Regions from separate parts of the Homo sapiens genome. Here regions 2, 3, 4, 5, 6 and 7 are each linked to region 1. A link is a contact called in ENCODE Hi-C or POLR2A ChIA-PET data. All regions are on one chromosome and are shown on one strand. The core of a region is the stretch at or near the end of the contact, and the rest is flanking DNA. Distances in the headings are between cores, read along the strand shown. Region 1 holds the start of NLK (nemo like kinase). Region 2 holds the start of PHF12 (PHD finger protein 12). Region 3 has its middle 76 kb from the start of MIR4522. Region 4 holds the start of LINC03146 (long intergenic non-protein coding RNA 3146). Region 5 overlaps LINC03146 (long intergenic non-protein coding RNA 3146). Region 6 holds the start of RPL23A (ribosomal protein L23a). Region 7 holds the start of PIGS (phosphatidylinositol glycan anchor biosynthesis class S).

Region 1 (3,119 bases), core at 400-2,899:
TTTACATCTTAAGTGGGATATTGGACATCTCGGATCAGTGGACCAGTGATGATTTGGACTCCGCCTTCTTCGTCTAGGTCCCGCCCACTTTAAGACCCCACCCCTTCCCTAAGCCCCGCCCCTTGAAGAGGTTGTCTCGATATGACAGCAAATTCTCCACAATCCTGTCCTATAGGAGATCTAAAGGGTGGGACTTACATCAACCTTTTTTTTCCATTTGTTTTTTCAAGTGTCTATTTGGCCCAGGTTCCATCCCACTTCATTTTCAACCCAAGGATTGGTTACTCTGTTCTTTGTCTCTGGCTCATGATTGGTTCTTTCGTTCCGCCCCTCTCTTCCAGCTTTTGCAGGCGGGATTACCACGCAGCTTCCTGCTCCTGCCAAAAAAAAAAAAATAAATAATAAAAGAAGAAGAAGAAAAGAGGAGAGAGGCGAAAGAAAAATGTCACAAAGATCTTTGCTTTTTAATTGGCTTTAAGCCTTGTCGGTCAAGCCAAACTCTGCCTTTGATTGGTCTTTCTATCTGCCCATCCCGGATCGGGGGCGGGATTTCCCCGGAAGACCCACACCTTGTTGCCACTGGCCGAACAGTGCGCCTGTCTGAAGCTCCTGGCCCAGGATTGGAGGCGGTGGCGGACAGGTGGGCGTGGATTGGCTAGGGCAGCCGGTCCGTGCAAGGCGGGGGCGGGGCCTCGGCGGCTGGTTGCGCGTGTCCGACGCTGGCTCCGCTCTATCCGGCTTTGCTAGGGGAGGTGAGTCCGGCCGCGGCGGAACCGGCGGCTGAGGAGGCGGCGGCTGAGGAGAAGGCGGCCGCGGCGGCTGAGGAGAAAGCGGCCGCGGGGACGGAAGCCGGGTGGGGGGGAGGGGGGGAGACGGAGCAGCCTTGAGCCCTGCGGGGCCGTTGCGCGGGGGACCCACCCGCTCTCCCCCCCAACCCTCCTCAGCAGAAGCAGCCGGCGGCGGGGGCAGGAGTCAGCCCGCTTCCGACCGTACCCCGCCCGCCTCCCGGGGCTCCTGTTCTTTGGCCCCGGGACCCTAACCTTCTCCCGGGGCGGTTCCCTCCGTCTGGGCGTCCGAGCGCTGCCCACATCTTTCATTCCTCCCTGCACCTCCTTCCCTTCACTTTTGCCCCGGCTCTCTTTCTCCTCTCTGTCCTGCTGTCGCCTCCTCTCCTCACTCCAGCCTCCTTCCCTGGCTTATTCTGCCCAGGAAAGTTTGGAACCCCCGCCCCCCCTCCCCAATCAGGTCAACCTGACTAGGAGTAGGGGGAGATGTAGGAAGGCCTGAGAGTTCGGGGGGGGGGAAGCTGGAAGCTGGTTTCCCAGAAAATTTCCCCCCATCTTCTCCATTTAGGGTGGTGGGAATTTTTTTTAATCCTGTTTTTGAGGAGGTGGTAGGTGTTTAGAAAAGGATGTGGGAATGGAAGGGGTAGATGAGTCAACCCTCTTTCAAGATTCCAAGGGTGGTGTGTTACCTGATCCTTTTCGTGTGTGGAGTTCAGGGGGTCGGGAGGTTTGGCCTTTATTCCCACATTCAAAGTTGGAACCTCCCCCAAATTAAGAATGGAGTTTTAGTACCCACTTGTGGCAGGAATCCTGGGGGGAAGGGGTCCTTTTTTCCTTTTTCTTTTCTTTTTTCCCTTTTTTTTCCTTTTGGCAACCCACACCCTTCCACACACGCTCACCCCAAAATTAAACACCAAGATCCTCTAACTTGTTTGGATTGACTGATGAAGACATAAAGCTCTATGTTTTTTGAGGTGGAGTGAGTGGTTTTTCTTCATTTTTAAATGGCCAAATGACAGCTTGACCCAGTTTGCTTTCCAATCAAAGGGCATTTATTTTGAATGTCTCTTTGTGGCGCAAGAGCCAACGCAAAAATGATGGCGGCTTACAATGGCGGTACATCTGCAGCAGCAGCAGGTCACCACCACCACCATCACCACCACCTTCCACACCTCCCTCCTCCTCACCTGCACCACCACCACCACCCTCAACACCATCTTCATCCGGGGTCGGCTGCCGCTGTACACCCTGTACAGCAGCACACCTCTTCGGCAGCTGCGGCAGCCGCAGCAGCGGCTGCAGCTGCAGCCATGTTAAACCCTGGGCAACAACAGCCATATTTCCCATCACCGGCACCGGGGCAGGCTCCTGGACCAGCTGCAGCAGCCCCAGCTCAGGTACAGGCTGCCGCAGCTGCTACAGTTAAGGCGCACCATCATCAGCACTCGCATCATCCACAGCAGCAGCTGGATATTGAGCCGGATAGACCTATTGGATATGGAGCCTTTGGTGTTGTCTGGTGAGTATCCAAAGAAAAACACAACCTCTCATGGTTTCTTCTGTTGGTTGTCATTGGATGAGTCCATCTCTAATGGTTGTCTCCATGTTGACCAAGGTGCAGCAAGCTTCTCAACCCAACTGTAGGAAGCCACCCTCACTTATGTGGTAAAGAGGCCTAATGCATTGGCTGTCTAGGCTCATGGCAAGTTTTGGTGGAGCGCCTTCTCATGAGCAACACACATAAGTGTGCTGTCTACCAAACTTTTCTATTAGAACCTAAGCAAGCCACTGAACACAGGATCAGTAGATGAATGTATGCAATACTAATTCCTACGAAGACCTTGGTCATCTCGTGTGTTTGATTCAGTGGCCCTGTGGCATTAAGTGTTAGCACCTGATCCAGACTGAATTCCTTTATAATACTCTTGTCATTAGGATATACTTTGCATAACTACTTTCCTGTCCTTTCTGTCTTTTCACTTATTTTGTGATCTTGATCTCCAGAAGAAAGATAGGATTCATAGTTGAACCAGTTAAGATCATTGCTTGAGTGGTTTATTTTAAACCATAAAGCTACAGTTGAGAAGTATGTAGCTGTAGCCTTTTGATAAGAATGCATTAAATATAGCATCACACATGAGTACCACAAATGAGGTTAGTAGACTAGCTATGCAGTGGCCCACATTCAGTGTAATGTTTTAGTGTCATTTAGTGCCTCTTAAGTTGCTGTTATCTGTTGGTCAGTTGCTGTAGTAGGAAATAATACTTTTTTAACAAATGACCCTACCTTTGCTAGTGCTAGGATATTTGTAAAAGCCTAAGGGCTTCTTAAAT
Region 2 (3,119 bases), core at 285-2,784, 910 kb after region 1:
CGGCAGTCAGGGGCAGGCCGGGTGAAGGAATGCGCAGAGAAGGGTCCGCCAAGAAGCTCCAAAAGGGTCCCCAGACCTTACCAGCACTGGAGGTGGAAGGCAGCCGGGCAGTGGTCGCAGCACAGGAGATCTCCACCTTCCTTGCAGCTATCGCAGCTGTCGTGGTTGGTGGCCCTGCCGCTTCTCCGGGGCTCCTTCTCAGGCTTCCGACTGCGCTTTTCTGCCTCGTCCGTCTTGGGGGGAGCCAGCAGAGCTTGGATTTGCTGCACACACATACAAACGGCGTGTGTGCACACTCGGAGCTCCCGGGCGGTCCGTCGCCCCCCCGGCGCGGTTTCTCCGTCACCCACCCCTCTCCCCCCTTTTGTCCTTCTTCCTCCCATCCAGGCTGCTCCCAGAATCTCTCAGCCCCCGGAACCAGGGGGAGCCCACCCTAACCGCGTTCCTGCAGCACAACAACGAGAACAGCTTCTTCCAAATGGGGAGGATCAAGGGTAGGGGGATGGGAAGAGGGTGCGCGGTTCCCTTCTTGCCACTTCCTTGTATGGACAGTGGGGGACTCCAAAGACCCGCTCGGGAGAGGCCCAAAGCCCGGTACCCGGACGTGCTGGGGGAAGCACAAAGGGGCCAACAAGAAGGGGGTGGGGAGGCCTGCCGGTGCAACGAGATGGAGTGGGCTGGCGCCTCGGGAGAGCGAATCGAGGGCGGCGGGTAGGTGAAACTGCTGCAAACGTCCTCGGAGGCTGAGCTCAGCCCCCTAAATTGCAAAGAGGGGAGGGAGAGGCTAGGTGAGGAAGAATCCCCCTCCCTCGGCCATCTAGGCGCTTCGAGTTTAGGACTGGCTTTGTGGGGCGGAGGGCGGAGGTTCCCTCCCGGCGCTGGAGGAAGGAGATGAGGAGGGCCACTCTTACCTCCATCAGCCCCCCTGATGTGTCCAAGTCGTACACGATCGTCTTGGTCTCCATTTTCTCCCACATTCATCCACCTCCCGGGCTGGGTGCTCTCTGCTCCGGCCCCCCCAACCCCGGGGGGAGGGGGGAGGTGAGGGGAGGGGGCGCTCCTGACCCCGGCCCCGCTTTTTTCCCAATACGGGTCCCGACTTCCTCGCCCTGGCTCCCCCCCACCCCCCGGCCCCCAGTCCCCGGGACGACAGCGTCCTCCCGACGGGCCGCGAGGGGGGAGCGGCCCCTCAGTCCCGGCCCGGCTGCTGGCTGCACAGTGGGTCCCGGCTCCGGGGGTCAGGCCTCGGCGGGGCCTAGTCCCACAGGCTAAAGCCGGCACTGGCGACAGCCGGTCCGGCCGGGAAGGCTGGCGGGCGCTGCCATCCCGGGGCTGGGGGTATCGGAGGGGGGGTGAGAGGTTACGTGAGGTTGTGGTACGTGAGGTGACTGGGGGGAGGGTGATGGGGGGTGGTCCCCGGGCTCCGCCTCTCGCCGCCGCCGCCGTCTGCGTCCCGGCTGCCGCGCACTTGGCGCAAACTTACCGCGAGCGCCCGCAAAGCCACCCGCGCAGGCGCCCCGGGATCGGCGCTCGCCGCGCGCAACCGCAGTGACAGCCGGCGGCCTGGCTCCCGCGCAGCCGCGGTGAGGGAGTACCCCCCAGCGCGCAGCCGCGCTGGCATTCGTCTGGAGGACCGAAGCCCCACCTTTCTGCCCTGCGCCAGCGCACTGAGACAAAAGGGCGGGACCTGAGGTCTCGCGCAGGCGCTTGAGAAAGCTTGTAGGGGTCAAGGCGCAGCCGCAGGAAGCTAGGGACTGTTCATCCATTGGTGTTTGTGTGCAAACTAAGACGACTCTGTTCTGCGCAGGCGTGTTGGGGGTGCTCCCCCTTCCTCTCCATAACACAGACGCCTCCCGCGCAGGCGTATTGCCTTCCGCAGGCCCTCACAAGAAAGCTGCTCCTTTCGCCATTTTGGTAATGGGATATGGGCTATCATGCCCTTGGAGTCCTCAGGCATGAACAGAAAGGAGCAAGGTGTGGTGTTGGATGGAGCTGGTCGCCTGTCGGTGACAGCAGTATTCCTAGGGATGTTGTACTTGACCGTTTGGTTCTACCATCGGGTGTGGCTGGACCAGGCCACCATATTGGTAAAGAGAAAAGCCATTTGAGACAGAAAATGACGCTTTTGGAGGCGTGTGGGATGACTGTGGTTCCTAATTCTCTCCCGCTCCTGACAGATAATTTTATCAGTTAATTGTATCCTCAGCATCCCTGCCTTGCGTGGTGGTGGCACTGGAGAGTTCCGCCTGCCCGTTACCACCCTCTCTTCACCACTGTCCCTGAGATCTGCTCTTCAAGAGGAAGCCTAAAGTGGAGAGTTTGTAATCCTGACAACGCCCAGCTACCTGCGTACCCCGGACTCCAACTCCCAGTTTGCAACGCCAAAGGGTCTAAAGGGCGAACGGGGGCGCATTGCATCCTGGGAGCAAGAATCGCGATAGGTCTGATGGATTGTGGGAACTGTAGTTCCATGTGCGTGCGATGCACTCTATGGTAGGATAGACCCGGGGAAGAGTCATTTGCCGGCCAGGAAGGGATACTTTTGAGAGCGTCAGTGCTGCATGCCGGGATTTGTAGTCTGAGGGCCCGCCTCGCATTCTGGGCGGGGATTCATGCTCCTTTTCAGGGCGCCCGCTCCTCCCCTTGGTATTGCCGTCAGAGATGGGCGGTTGGTTATTGCTGCCTGATGGTGGATGAAGCAGTGGAAAAGAGAATTGTATCGTTGTGCTTGACACTAGGGGTTTAGTTGGAATTGTTGCTTCGTAGCTGTGCTCGGCCCACTTTTAATGTTAAGGGACACAGCATTCTCAGAGTCGTCAAACTAGCAAGGGTTTAGAGACCATCTGATTTAATCCCCTCTTTTCCAGATGCACAGGGAGGCGCAGTGATTTGCCTAGGTCACATAGTGCATTTATGGCAGACCTAAGAATTGGATTTCTTGATTCTCAAGCCAGACACTGTCCATTACACTATGTCGACTGTGTCTAAGGAATTACTATGCTTGCTTTGGGGACAGTAAGGAGGATGAGTTAGACAGAGTGGGGATGTCAGTGTATGGAGTCTTAGGTTTCTGTTTTCCTGACTTTTCGCTTTTCTGATGACCCTCTTGGTGCCTGGAA
Region 3 (3,119 bases), core at 426-2,925, 820 kb before region 1:
TTCTAGACATAGCTTTTTTCTCCCACCATTAGATCCATTAAAATCATGCTTAGTAAGGCCGTGGCATATAATAAGAGCTCAGTAAATATCTGAATACATATCTGTGGGTCTCACTGGTTGAATGACTGACAAATGGTCTTATGCTTTGGCTCTCCATTTCTAGACCCCATGTAGTGATTGCCTTTTGTTACAGCATCACTTGTCCCTGGATTTCTACCATAGAAGTTTGAGAAGAACTAGTGAATGTGAGCCAGACCTACAAGATCATAAATTCCTTGCAGTTAAGAATCATCATCAAAGAGAAAAAGAAAATCATTATCATCATCATCAGAGCCAACACTTTTCATGTACTTATCCAAACCAGGCACTGTGCTGAGCCCTTTACAACTGTCATCTCATTAATCCTTATAACAATCATGTGAGTAGTGTCCCTGTTTATTTTTAATTTATTTTTGCTTTTTGGTTTGTTTTTAGAGACAGTCTCATTCTGTCACCTAGGCTGGAGGGCATTGCCACAATCACAGCACATTGCAGCCTCAAACTCCTGGGCTCAAGTGATCATCCGGCCTCAACCCACACCCCACCCAAGCAGGACTGTAGGCCTGAGCCATCATACCCAGCTAATTTTTTTTGTTTTTTGAGACAGGGTCTCACTCTGTCACCCAGGCTGGAGTGCAGTGGTGTGATCTCAGCTCACTGCCTCCTGGAACTCCCAGGCTCAGGTGATCCTCCCACCTCGGACTTCCAGGTAGCTAGGACTACAGGTGCACACCACCACATCTGGCTAATTTTTTGTAGAGATGGGGTTTTGCCATGTTGCCCTGGCTGGTCTCAAATTCCTGGACTCCAGCAATCTGCCCACCTCAGCTTCCCAAAGTGCTGGGATTACAGGCATGAGTCACCGCACCCAGCCCCTCACAGTTAATTTTTAAATTTAGTAGTTCTCTTTTACAGATGAGGAAATGAAACTCAGTCATGATAAAGGAACAGGTGAAAGGTCACCCAGCTAGTGAGTGGCAGAGACAAGACTTGAACTCAAGCCTGTCTCACTATGGAGCCTGTATTCTCATGCACTGTGTATAGTGCATTCCAGACTGTATTCATCTTGGTATCCCTATAGCACCTGAAAATCAGCATTATACTATGCCTTCCAAACATGTGTATATAGTCAATTATTGGTTGCAAGCAGCAGAAAACAACTCTGATTATTGTAAACAGAAAAGAGATTACAAGGCCACTTTGAATTTATAAGAAGCAACAAACAGATTATAAAAATGAAGATAGGGACAGGGTGTACAGTATAGTGACTATGACTAATAAAAATGTACTGTATATTTTAAATTTGCCTTCACGCACATGCACACATGTACACACAGAAAGGTAACTATATGGGCAAAAAAAAAAAAAAAAAAAAAAGATACAGAGGCCCAAGAAGCAGAATACAAGATAATCATCTTTGAGCAGGAACAATCCTACCAGGATGCCTTGGCCAAATCCTTCCAGTGCACATGGATTCTAACTTTCCATTCATCTTTGCCTCACACCACACATTTATTCCAAATATAAAGTCTAGGGTGACAGCATCTGATTGGCCAGCCCTTCATTTGCCTTTGTGCTAACTAAAAGCGTGTTGGGGAAGAGGTTAGTCTCTAGACCTTCCTACTTCCCTAGAGGGAGGCGTAGCTTGCTGTGACTGACGCAGTGGGAATTTCCCCCAGATAGAGGGAAGGCATAGATGCTAGGCTGCCACAAACATTGACAAATGTCCACCACAACAGGTGTGCATTAACTCAGGCCTACCACAATCCCTGAATTGCAATTTATGTCACATTTTAGTCCCCTTGCTGATACTAGAGAAACCCCAGAAGCATGATTACAAGTCATCATTTAGCATAGTTTAAGCACGTGATTCATTTTCATTTTTATTTTAGAAGGTGGCATTTTCTGACCCACCTTGGAGATGCGCCCTTTGAGGAGCCTGCAGCCTCCTGCACCTGAAGAAAGTGGCCCACTCATGAAAACGCCCAGGCTCCCAGTTGGGGAGAACCATCTCCACCAGAGGGGGATCCAGATCCAGTGGAGAAGAATTTTTTTTATTGTTTTTAGATAAACTGTCTTCAAATAGTGCAGCACGGGCACTTCCTGCCTCGATGGAAATTCAGCACACTTCCTGCTGCTCACCTGCCCCATCTGTGTTTATCTTCTGCCTCAATCATGTGAAGGCCAAATGGGTGGCATGAGTGCAACTGGGCCAGCTGTGGCTGGGGGCAGCAACAGCTCCATGTTTTGAGGCCAGATGGAGGCTGCTTTGGTCTAGGAGGTGGAGGGGAGCCAGTGGCTGCTTCAGGCCTCCCTGTGTGGAGTGCTTGGAGCTGGAAGTAGAAGCAGGGCCCAACTGGGGGCTCCATTGGATGAAGCACACCATCCCATCCAAAAGCCTGCTCCCAATGTCCTCACTGAGCTCTCTTTGTTTCTTTCTGTTTCTTCTATATGTATACATATCAAATATGTGTGTGTGTGTGTGTCTATGTATGTGTGTGAAACAGAAAGAAGCAAAGAGTCCTTTGCACTTTATCAAAGGTACTCTACTAATTCCTTTACACTTTTATCAAAGATATTCACTTGTCAGGGACACTAGAGCAGTGTCCAGGCTGCATGTAACATCAGCTGGGAAGCTTTTATAAATTAAAACAACTATAAAATAGTTGCAGGCATTTTCAAGTTTTTATTAAGCCTCATAAAAACTTGAAAATGTCTATAAGACACCTACACTACAGGTCTCCATGGCTCTCTGCAAAACATGACCAAGCTCAAAAAGACACACAAGGTTAGAAGACACCACAGATTTGGCAACAGCCCATGATCCTTGGGTTTATCTCCCCTCAGAGTGGCTCCTTAAAGTGACACTGGCACTTTTCTGAAACGCTTTCCTGCAGGTTCTTGAGCACACTCTAATGGAAGCTCTCTCTCAGAATTATGCACATGAGAGTGTCATTGTAGAATGCTTTTTAGCATATCCACCACAGGTATAATGAAACACAGGCTACATACTGATAAAATGGAAGGACCAAATGAAACAAGCCTATTCATACACATTTCTGTGTCTCTTTGCATCTGTG
Region 4 (3,119 bases), core at 369-2,868, 710 kb before region 1:
TTCCAGAGGTCAGATTTTAAAACTTTCTGATTGGCAATTGATTGAAAGAGTTATTATCGGTAGAAAGGAATGTCTGGGTTATGATAAGAGGTTGTGAAGACCTAGGTTTTGTCACACAGACGAAGCCTCCAAGTAGCAGGATTTAGGGAGAATAGACTGTATTGTTTCTTATCAGACCTAAGGTCCCCGTTGGTGTGAATGCTGGAGGGTATAATGAGGCATCTCCCACCCCCTCTTCCATCGTGGCCTGACTAGATTTTCAGGTAACCCTGGAATGCCTTTGGCCAAGAGGAGGGGTCCATTATTTTTGGTTTACAACAGTGAGAAGTGAGTTGGGGGAGAATTGGACTTTTGTTTGGGTTCTATTTTATACACATCTCTATTGTTTGGATATTCTGCAGCAAACATTACAAATTTTTTTAAATGCTGAAGTCAAATTGATGCCTTCAAGTCTATGAACGCTGTCATCCCAGCAAAGCACAGTGCACCTGCTTTCCCATGTGTTCTGGGCATGTCCTCACAAGTTGGGGTGAGACAGAGTTGATCCCTCTGCCACTCTGCCCACTCCTGCCAATGGCTGTGCTTCCTGGCAAGTCATTGGCTCTTCTGAGCCTCAGTGTGCCCACCCATAATGCAGGCAGAGGCATCTCAGAAGCTCCAGAGTCACTGGGAAATGGCACATGGGGTGGCAGGAAGGTGGGAGGGGGAGAGAACAAGAAGGCACTATGTTAGCAAAACTCAGCATGAGGGAGGGCCAGCTGCAGCCCAGCTCCTTGGCTGCAACCACAAGGGAGGGCAGGGAAAGAAGAGGAAGGAAAGAAAAAAGGAGAGGAGCCAGGCCTGGTGGTTCACTTTGGGAGGCTAAAGAGGGCAGATCACTTGAGGCTGGGAGTTCGAGACCAGCCTGGTCAACATGGTGAAACCCCATCTCTACTAAAAATACAAAAATTAGCAAGGCTTGGTGGTGTGCATCTGTAGTTCCACCTACTTAGGAGGCTGAGGCAGGAGGATCGCTTGAACCTGGGAGGTGGAGGCTGCAGTGAGCCAAGATTGTGCCACTGCACTCCAGCCTAAGCTACAGAGTGAGACTCCATCTGAAAAAAAAAAAAGAGAGAAAAGAAAAGAAAGAAGAGGAAGGGCTACTGCACTCTGGACTCAGTGCCCTCCTTGGTCTCACACCCTTGCTGACCTCCCTCCTGGCACATGAGGTCTTCATGCTGCTCAGGCCCATGGCTGACCTCCTCTCCTCTGGAGTGGTCCATCCCTACCAGATCTCCTCCTGTCCAGCTGAGCAGACCAGGCCTATACAGGCTGCTTCTGGCTCCACTGAGGCCCAGGAGCTTACACCTTTGGACCGGGTGTCAAAAGTGTCCTTCTTATTAGCAAAAAGAATTTTGGAGGGAAAAACAAATGACATCCTCAGACATCCTAGGGCAGAGTCAGAAGCAGAGAGGAGACTGAATGGGCTCGGGTGGGTGTGGAAGGTCACTGCAGGCCGCCATAGGACAGGCCTGGGCTCACAGGAGCAGGATGTGGGGAGGGGGATTGCCAGGCAGGGGTGGGGACCAAAGTGAAGGCCACCTGGTGGGAGCCAGTCAGAGGGGTGGGGCAGGGTTAGATCACAAGGGAATCCAATGCCAGGGGGCCAGGGGATGTTTTGCAATGTGGGCAACTGAACCTGAGATGTGACAAGACCAGTGATTTGGCGACCTGCCCAGGCAGGCCCAGCCCCCAGGGTATTGAGATGACACATTCTAAACTCAGGTGACCCGGGCCTTGGGAGTGCACTAGCAACTGGCTGTCAGTCACGGGGCTCTTCAGATATTTGTCACGTGAATGAGCCAGACAGTAAGTGGAGATGCCCTTCCTAGTCACCTACTGCCGGCGTTCACGCTGTGAACCAGCGAACTAGGCCACCGGCCTGACCCAGTTTTCCCTGTGGCCTGCCAAGCCAAGGAGAAGCAGACGCGGCCGGCGCAGGCGTCCAGGGTGACTCGGAGGCGTGGCTCTGCAGTCGCGGCTCTGCAGTCGCCTTGGAGCGGCTGCCCTTCCGACCCCGCCTGGGCTATGACTCATCTTCGGTGGAGGAGAAAGGGGCCTTTGTGAGCGCCCAGCTCCGGCGTCTCCTGGACAGCACCGCCCTCCGGTGGCCGCGAGTCAGGAGGGCTGGGGAAGCCGCCCGAGAGGCAGCGCCCGAGCTCCCCACGAGCTGCTGTGCCATTGGAAGCGCCAGCGCCCTCCCCTCGGAGTCCAGCCAAGTCGGGGGGAAGACTGGGAGAGAAATCGTCACCCCCTAGAGGGCAAGTGGGCTCAGCCCTAGGAAATGCTTGTTTCTCCAGCCCCTCCCAGACGCCCCGGGGAAACGGCATCCCAGAGCTCCGCTCCCTGGAGGCCCCTCCAGAGAGGGACCCGGGGCCCCGCCCCGCAGCTGGAGAAGGGGTGAATGCCTTTCCTACCTAACGCCTGGTCCGCGGCCCTGCTTGTTGCGTCTCCAAGACCACGTGTCTGCTGCATTTTAAAAATAGTTGTGAACATCTGACTTTCTCCTTTTGTGAGTTGCCTATTCATATCCTTGGTCTGCTTTTCTATTTTCTATTTTTTCTCTTGTTGACGTACAGAAGCACTTTAAAAATGTCAGTTCTGTCGAATGTGTTGCAAATATTTTTCTAAGCTTAGAATTTTACCTTCTGATTTTGTTTTTGGTGATATTTGATACACCACACGACATTTTGATGTGGGATGACCTTTTGATGTTTTTCTTTTTCTTTCTTTAGTTTTTTATTTTTGAGTCAGCGCCTCACTCTGTCACCCAGGCTGGAGTACAGTGGCGTGATCTTGGCTCCCTGCAGTCTCCGCCTCCCGGCTCAAGCCATCCTCCCACCTTAGCCTCCCTAGTAGCTGGAACCACAGGTGCACACCACTACGCCCGGCTAATTTTTGTATCTTTTGTAGAGAGGAGGTCTCGCTATGTTGCCCAGGCTGGTCTTGAACTCCTGGGCTCAAGCAACCTGCCTGCCTTGGGCCTCCCAAAGTGCTGGGATTACAGGCTTGAGCCACTACTCCCGGCCTTGATGTTTTCCTTTATTCTTTCTCCCTTTTGTTTTTTTTTAATTGTAAAA
Region 5 (3,119 bases), core at 319-2,818, 690 kb before region 1:
GTTGCAGTGAGCTGAGATCACGCCATTGCACTCCAGCCTGGGCAACAGAGGGAGACTCTGTCTCAAAAATAGATAAATAAATAAATAAATAAATAAATAAATAAATAAATCCAACTAGTTTTTCTATGGAAATAAACAAGTTTTTAAAAAATTTATATAATAAAGGAATAAAGGGCCAAGACTAGCTAGGACACTATTGAAGAAGAAAGTGAGAAATAAGATGGGAGGGGCTTGTCCTACCATAATAAAGAATTATTATTAGCAAAGACAGACAAAGAGACCATGGGGCTGCACAGAGGACCCAGAGGTGGGCCACATATTGATGGGAACTTGGACTGTGATGGAGGTGGTTTTACTACACATCAGCGGGAAAATAAGACACCAATTTGTACATAATACCAGAACAACTGGCTAACAGATGCAAAATATAAAACTAGATTCCTTCCTCACATCGTACCCAAAGATAGACTCCGGATATATTTTTTAAAACTAAATATAAAAAGCCAAACTTTAAAACTTAAAAAAAATCTGCAAGCAAATACAACCATGAACTTGAAGGGGGTGGGTTTCTTAAATAAGATGAGAAGGACATATTTTATAAAGGAAAATGTTGATGAATTTGACTACCTTGAAATTTTAAACTTCTTTATGATGAAAGGTACCATAAATATGAAAAGGCAAGATATTGGCAATTCAGTACAACTTGTTTGTGTCCAGAATACATCAATAAAAGAAGAACAATTCAAGAGAAACAGGAAATTCACAGAAGAGGAAACCGGAATTGTCATAAACAAATGAAAAATGCTCAACTTCCCTAGTAATTATGAGAATTCAAATCAAAATAAAGACTTCATTTCACACTTATCAGATTGGCAAAAATTAAAAAGCCTAATAACACCATATTGGTAAAGATATGGGGAAATGAGAAGTCATAAGCGGCTGGTGGGAATACAAATTGGTAGAAGCTTAAAATCTTTTATTTGCAATTCCAAAATAGAAAAACTCTGAAAACTAAGTTTGCTCCCCTAAATTTGGTTTAAACTCCTTTATGTATGTATGCATGTATGTATGTATGTATGTATGTATGTATGTATGTATGTATTTTTGAGACGAGTCTCGCTGTGTCACCCAGGCTGGAGTGCAGTGGCGGGATCTCGGCTCACTGCATTCTCTACCTCCCGGGTTCAAGAGATTCTCCTGCCTCAGCCTCCTGGCAACCTCCACCACATCTGGCTAATTTTTGTATTTTTAGTAGAGAAGGGGTTTTGCTATGTTGGCCAGGCTGGTCTCGAACTCCTGACCTCAGGCGATCCACCCGCCTGGGCCTCCCAAAATGCCGGGATGACAGGCGTGAGCCACAGCGCCCGTCCTGGTTTAAACTCACTTTGTGACAAAACCTGATGGCAGCGGCGGGCCGTCCGCCGCGCTGGGGCGCGGGCGGCGGTGGCAGGAGCGGCTGCTGGAGCAGCAGTGGCGGCGGGTACCCTGTGCCCGCGTCCCCGAGGCAACCGACTGCGCCGCCCCCACCCTCGCGCGGCCGGGCGGGACGTGCCTCCAGATCAGGGCCTCCGGACCCTGGCCCCGCGTCGCCGCTCTTGCCCGCTGCTGCCGCCAGGAGGCCGCTGGGAGGAGGCGAAGCTGGGGCCGCATTCGGAAGCCCAGCGCCGTAAGGGAGAGGCGGCGCCTGCCCTACCAAAGGTGCGGAGTTCCTGCGCCTCCGGAGGAGGCTCTGCGCAGGGCCGCCCGGGGCAGCGTCCCTGGGGTCCACCCCTCATCGGGGTGACCGCGGGCCTGACACAACAGACGGCTGGGCCCTGGCCCACGATCCGCTCCCGGAGGCGCCCTGCCCCGGGCCGTGCGGCGAGCCGGGCGAGGGGAACTCCAGGCTGCCCCTGAGCGCCGGGGCCACGGGGCTAGGCTCGTGGAGAGGACGCCCCTGCCCCAGACCCGGCCCCGGCCCAGCGAGGACCAGGCGCCCCCGCCCCAGGCCGCGAGGGGTGCGGCTCGGGCATCACGCTTCACGTAGCAGGCGGGAGCCGGGAGCGGCAGCAGCCGCCCAAGTCCGGGCTGTGGACTCGGGCCCCTCTGCACTTTTGGGGGCCCAGGAAGGTGCTCGCCTTGTCCTTGCAGGCTTGGAGGTGCCTGTTCCCATTGCTTGGCCTCTGCTAGCTCCCGGCCCCCGCACGGATCTCGAAGTGGGGTTGGGGCCTAGCCCGAGGGCTGTCACACCCCCGCCTGGTGTGCGCATGCTAGGGGCAGTGCTGACACGCTCCACTGGTTTCAGATCAACTTTGGAGAATTTGGCGATAGCTAGTTAAAGCCGAAGATGTGCATGCACTGTGATCTAGCAACCATATGCCTCGCAAAACAGGCCGGGCGCGGTGACTCATGCCTGTAATCCCAGCAATTTGGGAGGCTGAGGCGGGTGGATCACTTGAGCCCAGGAGTTTTGAAACCATCCTCCTGGTCAACATGGCAAGACCCCTGTCTACAAAAAATTTAAAATTTAGCTGGGTGTGGTGGCATGCGCCTGTAGTCTCAGCTACTTGGGAGGCTGAGGTGGGAGGATTGCTTGAACCTAGGAAGTTGAGGCTTCAGTGAGCTGTGATTGTGCCAATGCACTCCAGCCTGGGTGGCAGAGCAATACCCTGTCTCAAAAGGAAAAAACACCCACACATCGATACAAGAATTTTCACTGCAGTGCTGTGTGTAATAACGAAAATGGGAACAACCAACAGTCCATTAGGAAAGGAACAAATAAATAAACAGGTTTATTCAAACAATGGGAAACTATGGAGCATTTAAAATTAACGAATCAGATCTACAATGTAATAACACGGGTAAATCTCAAAAATGAGTGAAAAAGCAAATTTCAAAGAGATTTACACAGTATGATAGTATATATGTACATATATTGTTAATGTATGTGTTATATTTGTGTATGTAATCCCAACACTTTAGGAAGCTGAGGTGCGTGGATCACTTGAGACCAGGAATTCGAGACTAGCCTGGCCAACATGGTGAAACTCCATCTCTACTAAAAATATAAAAATTAGCCAGGCGTGGTGGCTTAGACCTGTAATCTCAGCTAATTTGGAGGCTGAGGCAAGAGGATCGCT
Region 6 (3,119 bases), core at 62-2,561, 680 kb after region 1:
GTTTTATGAAGGGAGAGGGAAGAAGAAAGGATCAAGTGGGGATGGGTTAGGCACACACCTTAGGAGAAGCGAACCTGAGTGTTAAGAAACCTTTCTCTGTGTCTGGAGCTGAATTTGAGGATGTAAAGATGACCAGGACACGGAAGGGAAGACTAGTTTAGGGCAGGGGATTGTGAGTGAAGTTACTAACCGGAAAAACTAGCGAATCTTGGAGAAATGTGTGGAATTTTCATAGAACTTCAAATGCATTATCAGGAAACGCAGTAAAACTTGACAGTATCAGTGTCGCAGGTAAAGAGGGGCAGGTGTGGCCGCCTTGTACTTCCTCTGACACTTCCCCCTCGTGACTCGATTATTTATTTATTTATTTATTTATTTATTTTGAGACAGGGTCTCACTCTGCCACCCAGGCTGGAATGGCTCATTGCAGCCTCGACCTCCAGGGCTGAAGCGATCCTCCCACCTCAGCCTCCCAAGGAACTGGGACTACAGGCACGCACCACCACGCCCGGCTAATTTTTGTATTCTTTTGTAGAGACAGGGTTTCGCCGTGTTGCCCAGGGTGGTCTCGAACTCCTGGGCTCGAAGCAATTCGTCCACCTCGGCCTCACAAAGTGCTGGGATTACAGGCGTGAGTCACCGCGCCCGGCCCTGACTTGATTTTTTTCTGCCACCAAATCACTGTGTTATTGATAAACCACATTCCTCTCTGGACCTCAGTTCGACCGAGCAAATCCTGCTCCAGCACTCTAGAACTTAGCTGTATCTAACTCCCGAGTCAATCCAAATGTGTTCTTTCCTCTTGGCAGCGTTCCTGCCTCCTGGCATGGCAATCCTCTTCCCTGAGACTGGCAGTTGCTCAAGATAGGAAGCTCCCGGGACCAGACCCGAGCGCCAGCCGGCTACGCCGTCCGCTGGCCTGAGCAAATAAACGCGTGTCTTCAAAAAACTACAATCCCCATGGTGGCACGCGCCTGTAGTCCCAGCTACTCTGGTGGCTGAGGCAGGAGAATGGCGTAAACCCGGGAGGCGGAGCTTACAGTGAGCCGAGATCGCGCCACTGCACTCCAGCCTGGGCGACAGAGCGCTCAAAAAAAAAACAAAAAACAAAAAACAAAAAACTACAACCCCCATGAAGCTTTAGTGCCTTTGAGGGGAGGAGTGGCGCATGTTTGTTCACGCACGAAAAAGAAATTAAACCTAACTACCGTTCCCAGAGGGCGCCGCTCTGCAAATTACCCAATCAGCTCTAAGTACAAAGCATCGCGAGTCTTTAGTGCTCTTTGGCGCTATAAGCCCGTGGGAACGAGCATTGGAGACCCTTTTCACAAGATGGCGCCGAAAGCGAAGAAGGAAGGTGTGTGTTGGTGATGGGGCCGCAGCTGGTTTACCGGGGATTGCCGCGCCGCAGAGCGAACGAATTGGGAACACGGCTGCTGGGCTAAGCCCTGAGGGCTCTGCTCCGGGGCTGCTCCCTGCGTTTCGGACACGCTGCAGTATACGTGGGCCGCGTGGGCCCAGCCTCGTGGGCTGAGTTCCGGTAGAGGGAGTTGGGGGGGGGCAACGCGGCAGGCATCATCCGCCAGGGAGGGCCAGACATTCGGTTCTGGGAAGCTACATGCATCCACTGGTTGGAGCTCCATGTCCCCGGGCCTGTAAGGAATTAGTGCCCTCAGCTTTAACCATTTTCCTTCTGGTTCATGTTCAACCGGGCTACATTACCCGCCCCTCTCTCCGCAGCGTGGTTTTGCGATGGGGTATGTGTAAAATTCGTAGGACATTTTCTGGAAAGTATCAAGCGTTCATTCAGTGCTACTTTGTTTCATAGTCGTATCCCTGGAGTTACTTAGAGTTGGTCGCTTTCGCCTCTGGTATCGTGCATATGATGGAAAAGTTTTAATCTCCTGACACTTGTGATGTCTTCAAAGGAACCACTGATGCACCTGTGGCCAGGGTGGCCCACTGCAGTTCTTGGGGCCGGAAGTGACCGATTTCTAAATCCCGCACCCACGTTTTCTTTCCTTTTCTCCCAGCTCCTGCCCCTCCTAAAGCTGAAGCCAAAGCGAAGGCTTTAAAGGCCAAGAAGGCAGTGTTGAAAGGTGTCCACAGCCACAAAAAGAAGAAGATCCGCACGTCACCCACCTTCCGGCGGCCGAAGACACTGCGACTCCGGAGACAGCCCAAATATCCTCGGAAGAGCGCTCCCAGGAGAAACAAGTCAGTACTGCCCCCTGTACCCATGAAAAGATTTGGGTATTCTCCATTGGTAATTTGGAAATTCACTCACTCTGCGTGATGGTTTCTCAAACGCAAATTGTGTCCAGTGTGCTTCTCTAATTGGAAGTATGAGGAGATTGTTTCTGCTGCATTTACAAAACTGGCAGGATCAGCCCAGAGGCCGGGCGCGGTGGCTCACGTCTGTAATCCCAGCACTTTGGGAGGCCGAGGGGGGGCGGATCACTTGAGGTCAGGGGTTCGAGACCAGCCTGAGTGACATGGAGAAACCCCGCGTCTATTAAAAATAGAAAATTCGCCGGGCATGGTGGCGCATGTCTGTAATCCCAGCTACTCGCGGGAGGCTGAGGCAGGAGAATCGCTTGAACCCGGGAGGTGGAGGTTGCGGTGAGCGGAGATCGTACCATTGCATTCCAGCCTGGGCAATAAGAGTGAAACTCTGTCTCAAAAAAAAAAAAACCCTGAGTCTCTCAAAATTTGTTAGGTTAATTATTGCTTCACATGTGGTCACGGTTTGAAAACTTATTTTGGGGGGAGTATAAAGTAGAATACAGAGATTCCTTGCTCATAGCTCCTACTGCTATCGGGAACAATCCTTGAGGGTGAGAACGTGGATTGATTCTTGATTGATAGTGGGGATTCCATTATCTGTATTTGGCAGTTATGGCCTGCTGCGGTGTATAGAAGCTTCTTTCCATTCATTTTCCCGAATTTTCATACTGCTCAAGGAACAGTTGGGGGGGAATGGGCAGAAGGTTGGGCACTTGAGTATTTGAGCTATCGGTAATAACTGACTTTTTAGGGAGCACAGATTTGAGTAGAGCCATGGTAGTAGTTAGTACCAATGGGTTTTTGCTGCTTCTACTCTTTCTTAACAGAAAAAG
Region 7 (3,119 bases), core at 162-2,661, 530 kb after region 1:
CTTTCTCCCCTACCTATGAACATCTTGAAACCATTATCAATTTCTTATTCATTCCTAAATTCTTGGTACCTAAAAAAAAGTACCCCAGTAAAGTGTTTAATGTTAAACTGAATAGGGGCTGGGCGCGGTGGCTCACGCCTGTAATCCCAACACTTTGGGAGGCTGAGGCATGCGGATCACCTGAAGTCAGGAGTTCGAGAGCAGCATGGCCAACATGGCATAACCCCGTCTCTACTAAAAATACAAAAATTAGCTGGGCGTAGTGTCGCGCGCCTGTAATCCCAGCTACTCGGGTGGCTGGTGCAGAAGAATCGCTTGAACCCAGGAGGCAGAGGTTGCAGTGAGCCAAGATGGCGCCACTGCACTCCAGCCTGGGCGACAGAGCGAAGCTCCGTCTCAAAATATAATAAATAAATAAACAAACAAACTAAATAGGGCCTATATGCAAATCCAATTTAATTTCAAACTCTGTGTTCTTTCCACTATATCCCACCTCTTCCCCTATACCCTGATGGGCATCAACTGCTTCCGATTAGGTAGCCTGTCTTACGAGTAAAATTGCTATTTAGTGACTGTGAATTTGAAAGTAGTTTTTTTCTGACCAAACACACTGTTCATTCAGAGGTCTTTCAACAGTAAGTTTTTAACTGCGTTTATGGTACACCCCCGCTCCTCCCACCCAACTCAGCTCTGAACTGAGCTCAGAGGCGAAAAGCAGCCCTGATCCCCAGTAACTCACATTTCAGAGGAATCTCTCTTTCATGCACAACGGTGAAGGGCAGCTTCTCCTGGTCGTCCAGGGGCACTGACTCCCGCGTAAACACGACAGTGACAGGCACCATGAGGCGGAGCTACAGGAAGGAGCATCAGGGCCGTCACTGAGTCTCCACCTTGCCGGGGGGGCTGTCCCCCGACCCTCCCGCACAGCAGTCTCACCTGAAGGGCATTCAGGCCACTGATCTGGGAGTAAGGCAACGAGGCCCGGTAGGTCTCCGTGGTCTTCCACCAGAGCGGTAGCCCCAGCACGATGGCCACCGCAGCGAAGAAGAGGGCGGCGCGCTTGCCCCGGGCCACCTCTGAGGGCATGGGGAACCGACTGAGGCGCTGGAAACGGGCTAGGGTACCGGCCCCATCCCCGACGCGGAGAAGCCCCAACCACCGGCCTCCAGGGGCCCGCGTTCATTGGGATCTCCGTGCGAAGGGACCCGGCCCAAGCCTGAAGGGAATCTCGTCTGAAGAGACCCCCGAGCCCCCCGTCCGCGGGACCTCTCGCACACCACAATCCCCACCCCTGCTATTCCTCCCTTGCCATCAGCTAGCTGCAGGCCCCCCACCCGAAGCCCACCGCACCTAGGTGTGTAGCCGCAGCCCCGGCGGCCGCCATGCTAGCTTCCGGCTGCTCCGGCCACCGTGGGGGCAGAGCTTCGTGAGCCTCACCCAATCGGAATCTCTGCAACGAGGGGGCAGGACCGCGGCGGTGATCGGGGCCAATCGCGAGCGCTACTCCAGACCCGCAGACGGGAGCAAGCGGGCGAGGGGTGGGAGGGCTCCGCTGGGAGCTTCGCTGGGGATCTGAAAGGAAGTCACCCGGGCGCGGAGGGACAGCCTAGGGGCCGTGCGGGTTTCGGCGCTGCTGGAACGAAGTTCCCCGCTTCCCTGTAGAACACACTTCTAGCCCCGCAATCAAGAGCGCAACCTCTGCAGTCCTTAAATACTAGCTGGGCAACTACAGGCAGCTCCGAGGCTCATCTGAAAATGGAGATATTTACATAAATGAGGCCGTTCTTGTAAGGAGCCTGGCACACGGAAAGCCCTCAACGTCAACTGTCACGGTCTTATTATCCTTATCGTAGAACTCCTCTTAGGGTGCCCTCTCCTCAAAGCCTCAAACACGGAGGTAGCAAGCTAGTATGTTTTAGCACAATTGGCTCTCTCGCTATTTTAAAATACGTTTTAATTCATTTCCAACTTGGAAAACTCAGAATACTTCACTTAAAAATCTTGAAAAGTCATGAGCCCAGACTCTAGATGCTGATCACTGCGGTTCAAATCCTGGCTTCATCACTTATTAGGTGAGTGATCGTGAGAAGATCGTTCTGTGCCTATCTGTGCCTGTTTTCTCTATTAAAATAGGGATGATAGTAATAGTACCTACTTTATAGAGTTGTATGAAATGTGTCAGTACATATAAAGTGATTAGAACAGGGTTGGTGCTATGTGCAAGCTATTTTTGTTATTATAAAGTCAGGCCACACAGGGTGGAGCATTTGTAGCCTCCCCAGTTGACACAGAACACACGCAGCTTGTTATCTCTTCTTTTTATCTGCTTAGACCCAGGTTCTCAGCCTACCTCACAACCCAGCCCAGTGGTTAAAGTTCAGCATCAGGCCTCACCAGAGCTGTCCTTACCCAGACCCTCCAATTGGCTCCCTTTGTGCCCACTTCTACCCCAAATGAAAATGGGCCATAGCCCTTGGCAACCTCCTAGATGCCCTGCTCAGCCCTGGCAGCCCGCAGAGCCTTGGTTTTCCTCTTTGGGCGGGAGTCCAGGTGCTCGCTTGCCCTTACTGGTGTGGCTCACCCTAGTGGAAGGTACCAGGTCCCAGCTGGGCTTAACACTGCGAGATGGGAGAGACTCCCACCCACTCTTATCCCAGCCTGTCTTGCTGCCTCCCTGCTTTGAGCCTTGCACAAATCTGCCTTCAGGAGTTGCCAGTTTGGCCTCACTCCATACTTCTGTAGCTGCAGCCCAGTGCCACTGATGTGGCAGTCCCTAGAAGACTTGCAGTCTTCCTCATTGCCCCACTCCAGACTTGGACATCAAGAGAGCAAGAGCCTGAGCTGGGGATGGTGACTGCATGTGCCCTTCCTCCATAACTTGAAGCCCAGTAAGACTCAAATCCCACCCTCTCCACCTCCAGAGTCAGAGGGCCCAGAGATAGAATTAGCAGAGATCAGAAACTGGGAGGTGGGAATTTGATGTGTAAAACAGACAGGCAAAGTAGAATGTTTTGCTACCATTTATTTGCTGTATGGTATGTACTCAAGGCATGAGTCAGGGCTTCTGTACTACCCTCTGATCCCAGGAGACAGGGCAGGCAAGAAGGAGAGCCCAGGGA

Evidence for each region. A loop is a pair of places that touch in the nucleus more often than their neighbours do. ChIA-PET counts read pairs that join two places held with the same protein, here RNA polymerase II (POLR2A). Pooled maps may share reads with other maps.
Region 2: a loop to region 1 is called in a map of naive thymus-derived CD4-positive, alpha-beta T cell, with 14 times the contacts of the local background. The contact joins the promoter of PHF12 here to the promoter of NLK in region 1. A Hi-C loop is called at or near these places in 1 of 168 maps with a recorded cell type or tissue (naive thymus-derived CD4-positive, alpha-beta T cell), 1 of 37 single-sample maps with no recorded cell type and 12 of 50 pooled maps.
Region 3: a loop to region 1 is called in a pooled map, with 7 times the contacts of the local background. The contact joins the enhancer-like site here to the promoter of NLK in region 1. A Hi-C loop is called at or near these places in 3 of 37 single-sample maps with no recorded cell type and 4 of 50 pooled maps. POLR2A ChIA-PET finds 5 or more read pairs at or near these places in 1 of 52 experiments (activated T-cell).
Region 4: a pooled map shows a loop between it and region 1 (7-fold over the local background). The contact joins the promoter of LINC03146 here to the promoter of NLK in region 1. A Hi-C loop is called at or near these places in 1 of 168 maps with a recorded cell type or tissue (CD14-positive monocyte), 3 of 37 single-sample maps with no recorded cell type and 8 of 50 pooled maps. POLR2A ChIA-PET finds 5 or more read pairs at or near these places in 1 of 52 experiments (MCF 10A).
Region 5: a map of CD14-positive monocyte shows a loop between it and region 1 (7-fold over the local background). The contact joins the enhancer-like site here to the promoter of NLK in region 1. A Hi-C loop is called at or near these places in 1 of 168 maps with a recorded cell type or tissue (CD14-positive monocyte) and 6 of 50 pooled maps.
Region 6: a pooled map shows a loop between it and region 1 (11-fold over the local background). The contact joins the promoter of RPL23A here to the promoter of NLK in region 1. A Hi-C loop is called at or near these places in 2 of 37 single-sample maps with no recorded cell type and 10 of 50 pooled maps. POLR2A ChIA-PET finds 5 or more read pairs at or near these places in 2 of 52 experiments (H1 and WTC11).
Region 7: a loop to region 1 is called in a pooled map, with 11 times the contacts of the local background. The contact joins the promoter of PIGS here to the promoter of NLK in region 1. A Hi-C loop is called at or near these places in 10 of 50 pooled maps. POLR2A ChIA-PET finds 5 or more read pairs at or near these places in 2 of 52 experiments (PC-9 and activated naive CD4-positive, alpha-beta T cell).

Annotation. Positions count from the first base shown.
Region 1 is chr17:28,041,028-28,044,146 of GRCh38, forward strand. It overlaps NLK (nemo like kinase), which reads left to right and starts at 1,650. Exons shown (of 11, transcript NM_016231.5): 1 at 1,650-2,304. The coding sequence starts at 1,847. LOC105371709 (a long non-coding RNA gene) reads right to left here and starts at 693. Exons shown (of 3, transcript XR_934637.4): 1 at 570-693; 2 at 199-377. It overlaps LOC102724517 (a long non-coding RNA gene), which reads left to right and starts at 2,311. Exons shown (of 2, transcript XR_001752820.2): 1 at 2,311-3,119. RefSeq lists an enhancer at 96-390 and silencers at 558-787, 808-1,037.
Region 2 is chr17:28,949,984-28,953,102 of GRCh38, forward strand. It overlaps PHF12 (PHD finger protein 12), which reads right to left and starts at 1,535. Exons shown (of 15, transcript NM_001033561.2): 1 at 912-1,535; 2 at 82-263. The coding sequence starts at 977. It overlaps LOC105371716 (a long non-coding RNA gene), which reads left to right and starts at 1,619. Exons shown (of 5, transcript XR_001752822.2): 1 at 1,619-3,119. RefSeq lists enhancers at 1-36, 1,777-1,826, 1,927-2,336, 2,038-2,659 and a silencer at 1,337-1,606.
Region 3 is chr17:27,216,061-27,219,179 of GRCh38, forward strand. No RefSeq gene overlaps it. Among named protein-coding and RNA genes, the nearest start is that of MIR4522, 76 kb to the right of the region's middle. RefSeq lists enhancers at 1,621-1,970, 3,059-3,108. Within about 2 kb of position 1,676, at least 5 of the 41 ENCODE cell types and tissues checked have a DNase peak (open chromatin) inside an H3K27ac peak, as active enhancers do.
Region 4 is chr17:27,330,877-27,333,995 of GRCh38, forward strand. LINC03146 (long intergenic non-protein coding RNA 3146) reads left to right here and starts at 1,619. Exons shown (of 3, transcript XR_007065677.1): 1 at 1,619-2,551. RefSeq lists an enhancer at 1,670-2,219.
Region 5 is chr17:27,347,628-27,350,746 of GRCh38, forward strand. All of the region lies in intron 2 of LINC03146 (long intergenic non-protein coding RNA 3146), which reads left to right. It overlaps LOC124903959 (a long non-coding RNA gene), which reads left to right. Exons shown (of 2, transcript XR_007065679.1): 2 at 718-864. It overlaps LOC124903958 (a long non-coding RNA gene), which reads right to left. Exons shown (of 2, transcript XR_007065678.1): 2 at 2,739-3,119. Among named protein-coding and RNA genes, the nearest start is that of LINC03146, 17 kb to the left of the region's middle. RefSeq lists a silencer at 1,269-1,978. Within about 2 kb of position 1,569, at least 28 of the 41 ENCODE cell types and tissues checked have a DNase peak (open chromatin) inside an H3K27ac peak, as active enhancers do; they include CD14-positive monocyte, where a contact is called at or near this core.
Region 6 is chr17:28,718,674-28,721,792 of GRCh38, forward strand. It overlaps RPL23A (ribosomal protein L23a), which reads left to right and starts at 1,312. Exons shown (of 5, transcript NM_000984.6): 1 at 1,312-1,357; 2 at 2,034-2,217. The coding sequence starts at 1,333. SNORD42B (small nucleolar RNA, C/D box 42B) reads left to right here and starts at 1,877; the gene lies at 1,877-1,943. RefSeq lists enhancers at 1-568, 569-1,170, 827-876, 1,307-1,526, 1,867-2,026.
Region 7 is chr17:28,570,113-28,573,231 of GRCh38, forward strand. It overlaps PIGS (phosphatidylinositol glycan anchor biosynthesis class S), which reads right to left and starts at 1,412. Exons shown (of 12, transcript NM_033198.4): 1 at 1,351-1,412; 2 at 937-1,076; 3 at 740-851. The coding sequence starts at 1,384. ALDOC (aldolase, fructose-bisphosphate C) reads right to left here. Exons shown (of 9, transcript NM_005165.3): 9 at 3,008-3,119. RefSeq lists a silencer at 756-952 and enhancers at 933-1,052, 1,743-1,792.